Linked DNA regions of Homo sapiens: region 1 is linked to region 2. Evidence: read pairs that join two places in POLR2A ChIA-PET (ENCODE). Cell type or tissue: MCF 10A. All regions are shown on one strand. Links, peaks and the distances in the headings refer to the core of each region. The heading gives the core; the rest is flanking DNA. Region 1 overlaps LCAL1 (lung cancer associated lncRNA 1). Region 2 has its middle 6.2 kb from the start of HMGN3.

Region 1 (2,920 bases), core at 252-2,751, 67 kb before region 2:
GTGCCTGCTCTGTCATTTCAACCGTAGGTTAACATGCTCCAATTGCATTGTGGACTGACCCCACACCTATGCTGAGGTGACCAATGTTTCCAACTGTTGGACCTGCACTGCCTTTCCAGCAGCAGCTGCAGACAGCTTTCCCTGACACATACATCCCGTGTCTGCAGAGAACTGGACATGCCTGGAGACTTGAGATCCCATGGCTGATGCCTGGAACACAATGTGGCAAGCTTTGGACAAAGGACACAGCAAGACCCATGGCTGGACCGTAGCATTCGTGATGAGTGGGGCTGGCTAGTAGGGGAACATGTAGTAGCCCAAGCCCAGGCATTGCAGTGCACAGAGCAACATTGGGGTAACAGGATGGGTACCTGTCACGGCCTGTGCAAACATAACATGTGTCACCACACTGAAGGTATGGTGGAACAAGTGGCCTCACCAAGGTCGGACCCCAATGGACTTTTTGCCTCTTGGGAGCTTATGGGTCTATGAGGACACAGTAGCCTTTCCTATCAGCAAACTGGAGTGGATGTTGTATCTGGGGGTGGCCTTATGTACCTGCTACTGTTCTCCCCACATTGCCCAGATGCCTGTATAACTGGGAGGCACTGTGCTCTCAGTTTTTGCGAATGTGATGAGCCCCCTGGTGTTTCTACCCTTTGGCAATGACTATCCCTGGAGCAGGTGTCAAAACTGTAGAAGCACAATTTACTGCTCTTGCGGAGCACACCGCTCAGGCTCTGAATTACACCTGAGTGTCCCTCCTCCTGTTAATGAATGAGGTTGATCAGATCAAAAAGTGGTGTTGCAAAACCAAGTGGCCTTAGACATAACTGCTGCCCAAGGAGCCACCTGTGCCCTTTTAGGAACACAATGTTGTACCTTATCCCTGACAATCAGCAGAACATAACAGCAGCCCTGCAAAGGGGTCTTCCAGGAGATTAAGGTGACTGAGAGCCTCACTGTCAACCCCCTGCAGAGATGGTGAGCATCCCTAGGTTCTGGCGTACATTGGGCCCTAATAGTCATAAGTATCATAGCTGAGATCCTAGTAGTGAGCTGTTGCTCTCTGTATTGTTGTTGTGGGTTATGGACTCAGGGCTCCGCCATATAGGCATGTGTCCCTGCCTGGAGGACGCCCTCAGCCTAGGGGGTGTAGTGTAAGGGAAATGGCTGTGCTTTAGTCAGGAGTAGGCTGAGGCAGCCTTCTGGTGCAGCATGACTCAGTGGGTTTGGAGTGCAAGCACACAACCTTGCTCGTTATGTAACCACACCACATGAGGCACATTAGGTAACAACTCACATGAGCTCGTGTTTGGCTCAGAGCCACTATTGTCTGTAAAAGGTATACCTTGCTGATGCTGCACATATGGCTCGCTTGTGCCCAGAGAGAGAGTAAAGCCATGTTGAAACTGTCTACAATTCTTTGAGTGTTTTTTCAGCTACCAACCACTTGCCCACCGACTCCCCTCGTACCTCAGTTGGAACCTGAGTGTTGAATCAGAACAAGGGACCAATTAAATTTCAAGTTTAATGACTACAAGCTAAGTCATCCTGATATACTGTTCTCAAAACAGACATAAGATGCTCAATGTGATCTGAGTAGTTCAGGCCTGACAACTAAGATTCCTTTTCCTCTGGATGGCAACTGAATGAGCACCACTCAGATTTTCTTCTGTAATTTTCCTTTTTCAGTGCTTTCTATTCTGACTAATCCTCCTTTAATTAATCCATATATATATATCAAGCTAAATTAATGTCTGAGCTGAATGTGGTGGCTCACATTTGTAATCCCAGCACTTTGGAAGGCCAAGGCAGGAGGATTGTTTGAGGCCAGGAGTTTGAGACCAGCCTGGCCAACATGGTGAAACCCCATCTCTACTAAAAATGCAAAAATTAGCCAGGCATGGTGGCACATGCCTGTAGTCCTAACTACTCAGGATGCTGAGGCATAAGAATCACTTGAACCTAGGAGGTGGAGATTGCGGTGAGCTGAGATTGTGCCACTGTACTCCAGCCTGGGTGACAGAGCAAGACTCTGTCTCAAAAAAAATTAATTATTTAATTGATTGGTTAATGTCGTTGGGAAAACTTTAGTAAAATGCTGCTGGCCCAATCATTGTCTTAGTATCGATATTATGTGGAATAGAACAAAATAGACCTAAAACTGTGTCTGAAATATGTAATTTCTGAAACAAAGTTTTCTTTAAACAAATCTTAGGAATCAAAGAGAGAAACAGATCTTGACCCTCTGTTTTGTTGTTTGCTTATTTTTAGAAGAAAAAAGGAAAAGAAAAAACATCTTGCAAAGTAGACAAGAACCACTTTATTTCAAGTAGTTGAGGTAGTCATCTGGTTAGACACAGACGACCAGGCAGGATGAGCTCTTTGGACTCTTCTAACTCTATGTTAGATGGCTCATGTGCCCAAAGATACCTCTTCATGTAATGTTCTTCCACTGACGGCGAGAACTTTTCTCAAATGTAAATAATTCTGAAGTGCAACAGATCTCTAATTCTTTATAAGAAACAGATTTTTCAGATAGAGATAATTAATTTCATATTTTCCATCCATTTGTTGCTATTTTCCCCAAGCCTTTATTTCTTTTCATTTTAATTCTCCACAAATTCTTTGCTGGAAAACTGCAATTACATTTAACTACAGAGAGGTAGTTAGATGATGTATGCACATATTTTATGTTTTAATGATTCTTGTATCCTCTTGTGAAATCAGAGTTATATATGTCTATTCAACTGTTCTAATAACCAAGGTCAGGTCAGTTAGGTTGTAATGTTAAAACAACCAAAACCATATTATATTGAATACTTCTCATTGACAACATGATTGCCTTTTGTCTGTATTTTATTCCTTTTGACACAAAACACACACATACACAAATAATATCTAACATTCCCAATTA
Region 2 (2,920 bases), core at 193-2,692:
CCAGTGAGAGTGTGTCTCTTTTTTGTTTTTGTTGTTGTTGTTCTTTGTTTTTTGTTTTGCTTTGTTTTGTTTCGTTTTGTTTCGTTTTTTGAGACAGGGTCAGGCTCTGTCACCCAAGTTGGAGTGCAATGGCACAATCTCATCTCACTGCAACCTCCACAACCTCTCTGGCTCAAGCAATTCTCCCACCTCAGCCTCCTGAGTAGCTGGGACTATAGGCACATGCCACCATGCCAGGTTAATATTTGTGCGTTTTTTATTTTTGGTAGAGATAGGGTTTCACCATGTTGCCCAGGTTGGTCTCGAATTCCTGGGATCAAGCAATCCACCTGCCTTGGCCTCCCAAAGTGCTGGGATTACAAGCATGAGCCATTGAGCCCAGCCAAGTATGTCTCTGAAAGCTGGAAATATTTGGTAAGCAACACTAAAGGAAGCTCCATAGTTCTGGATTCAGTTGTAGAGAACAGAACCCACTCTACCTAATTTAAGGAGAAAAGGTTTCAAAGATTCAATAGACTATGGGATAGCTCAGAAGACTAAAGAGATAGACTGCAGGTTGAACTCTCAGAAAAGTCTCCCAAAGTCACACTCAGAACAAGGTCGTCAAAGGAGCTGTGTCTCTTTTGCAAGCAGGAATCCACTAGTATCGGGACTCTATAAGAATAAAAACACTTTCTCAATCATAAAGCCCCTGTCTCTGCCAGTTTCAGACCACACCTCACCGCTACAGTCTATGCCTACAGAGTGAATGCAGGGAGACATGCCTCTCTGAATCCACAATGCTGGTGCCTGGGATCTTTGCTGATGTTGTTTTAGGAAAAAAAGCAGCAGACACAGCAGATGTAGCAAAAGTGTGGCCTCTTCCTAACCTCCACTGTCTATACCTCATGCTTCTAATTAGGCAAATGCAAATTACATCAGAACCCCAGCTGTAGTGTGGACTCCAGCATCTAGAGTGTAGGGAGTCACACTAAAACTGAGATGGAGTTGAGCAACAATCCAGCATTTGCATCGGTAAAACACAGCAATAGGCCATATTATGGAGCACCCCGTTCTATAGCAACAATAAAATACTTCTTTTAATCATGTTTATCCCTGCCTACTTTAAAGTAATTTTAAGAGGTTTATGCTAAGTGTTCATAATCAGGCCCTTAGGGATTCAGGAAAAGTTAAAAATTTTCTGTGTTCTCTTTTATCATTTTAGGGGGAGTATAATATACATGCTTCAAATGAAATATGTTAAGCATCATCCTTCAGGGATATGCACATTCCCATAGTTTGGTGGTTTAACATCTTCAATTTTCACACCAGTTCCATGAAACAGTGTATCAGTTAGGGATAGTATTCAGCTGCACATCACAGACATCCACCTAAAGTGCCTTGATCAAACATGGTGTTTATTTTCCAAACATTAACAGTAGACTACAGCTGGACAATCTGGGGCCACTGCAGAGACCTCAAGTCCTGCCTTTCTGCTCTTTCATCATGAACTGTGGCCCTTCTCTCTTTGGACATAGATGGCTGTTCTACTTCCAGACATTGTTAGCAACTTCCAGGATGGAAGGAGAGGAAGAACAAAGGCACAAGGCAGCTAGCTACCCGGCTAGGTTTGTCCTGTTATTTGGTGTTGCTTACACAATCACCTTATGACTGTGTGTTCATGTATTTCATTAGCCCCAGAGGTGTCACATAGCAACCTCTATCTGCCAGGGAGCTGGAGGAACTAAAGATTGCTTTGTTATGTTTTGTTTTGTTTTGACCAGGCCTATTGCCAAAATCAGAATTCTGTTAGTAGGAAGAAAGCTAGTGTGAATATTGGGCAGGTAACTAGTGGTATCTGCCTTGAATAGACATTCTTTTTCTCATTTTATAATAAGGAAACCAGGGTTCAAAGAGGTTAAGTAATGTGATGGTAGCTCAATAGCTTGAGATTTGAATTCATGCCTATGACTGCAAATTCCAAACTTTTTGATAAACATTTATTTTTAAAATGGTTAAAACAATTTTTTTGACATGTTAAGAGGTAAATTGGATTATTTAGGAGAAAAAAAAAGAAAAAAACAACCCATTTGCTTAAGATTACAGACAGCAGAAGTGGGAGTGGGAATGAGAAGGTAGAAAAGGATGAGAGTTTTTTTGTGGGAGTAGCACAATTCTGTGTTTTAAAAACAACAAAAGCCTTATGCAGATAAGCAGCCTTGAAGATTATGGCACATTTGCAGGCTAGTTTTCCACTGCTGGGCAAAACTTTATTGCCTTGTGGCTAGAATTCATTCTGACCTGGTGGCTAGAATTCATTCTGACCTGGCCAAACTCATTTTATCGGCTAACTCTTTCTTAGTGCTTGAGAATTACAAGAGTTATTAACCAAGCTAACCTGAAAATCATCTCCAGTTGCTTTATGGTATTTTTCAGAATGATTCATTCGACTCTCATTTCCCCAAACCAGCATTTTCTTGCTTTCATTGAGAAAAGGAAAATGGTATGATATCTCCGAAAGGCAGGACCATTGAGGGTAGCGACGGGGATGGGGTTACTAAATGTTCCTTACAAGCTCCCAGGGATTCTGAGATTTGAAGGAAATGCAGAAGACACCAAAAATAGGTAGTCAAAATCACTAGCTTAAAGAAAAGGGTGTGGTCCCATTTGAGAGTGTACTGGCACTGACAGTAGTTTACAAGAATGTGCAATTCAGTCGGAGAGCTCTGCAACAACTACTAATTGGTCTTTGGCACCTTGCAGCTTGTGGCTTTTTACCTAAGGGGATGGGATGGAGTCCTTATTTTGCTGTGTCCTCACCATGAACTTTGGGGATTTCCTTCCCTTAACTTTCTCACCTCCTTGAGCCTGGATGGCTCTTGGCACCAGCCATGCTAACAATCTGACAAAAAGGAATGGCTAAACCAATGTATCCCAATCC

The links. Peaks named below come from ENCODE experiments on the same cell type or tissue, not always from the same donor. Only the 100,000 strongest peaks of a DNase experiment are listed, where the experiment ranks them.
Region 1: POLR2A ChIA-PET joins it to region 2 with 5 read pairs; 2 of 35 experiments call an interaction of 5 or more read pairs at or near these places.

What each region holds. Positions count from the first base shown.
Region 1 is chr6:79,306,166-79,309,085 of GRCh38, reverse strand. It overlaps LCAL1 (lung cancer associated lncRNA 1), which reads left to right. Exons shown (of 3, transcript NR_130915.1): 3 at 1-1,417. Among named protein-coding and RNA genes, the nearest start is that of LCAL1, 5.8 kb to the left of the region's middle. In MCF 10A, for the core only: no CTCF peak of the experiment used is centred there; a DNase peak (open chromatin) is centred at 1,295.
Region 2 is chr6:79,239,453-79,242,372 of GRCh38, reverse strand. No RefSeq gene overlaps it. Among named protein-coding and RNA genes, the nearest start is that of HMGN3, 6.2 kb to the right of the region's middle. In MCF 10A, for the core only: no CTCF peak of the experiment used is centred there; a DNase peak (open chromatin) is centred at 1,692.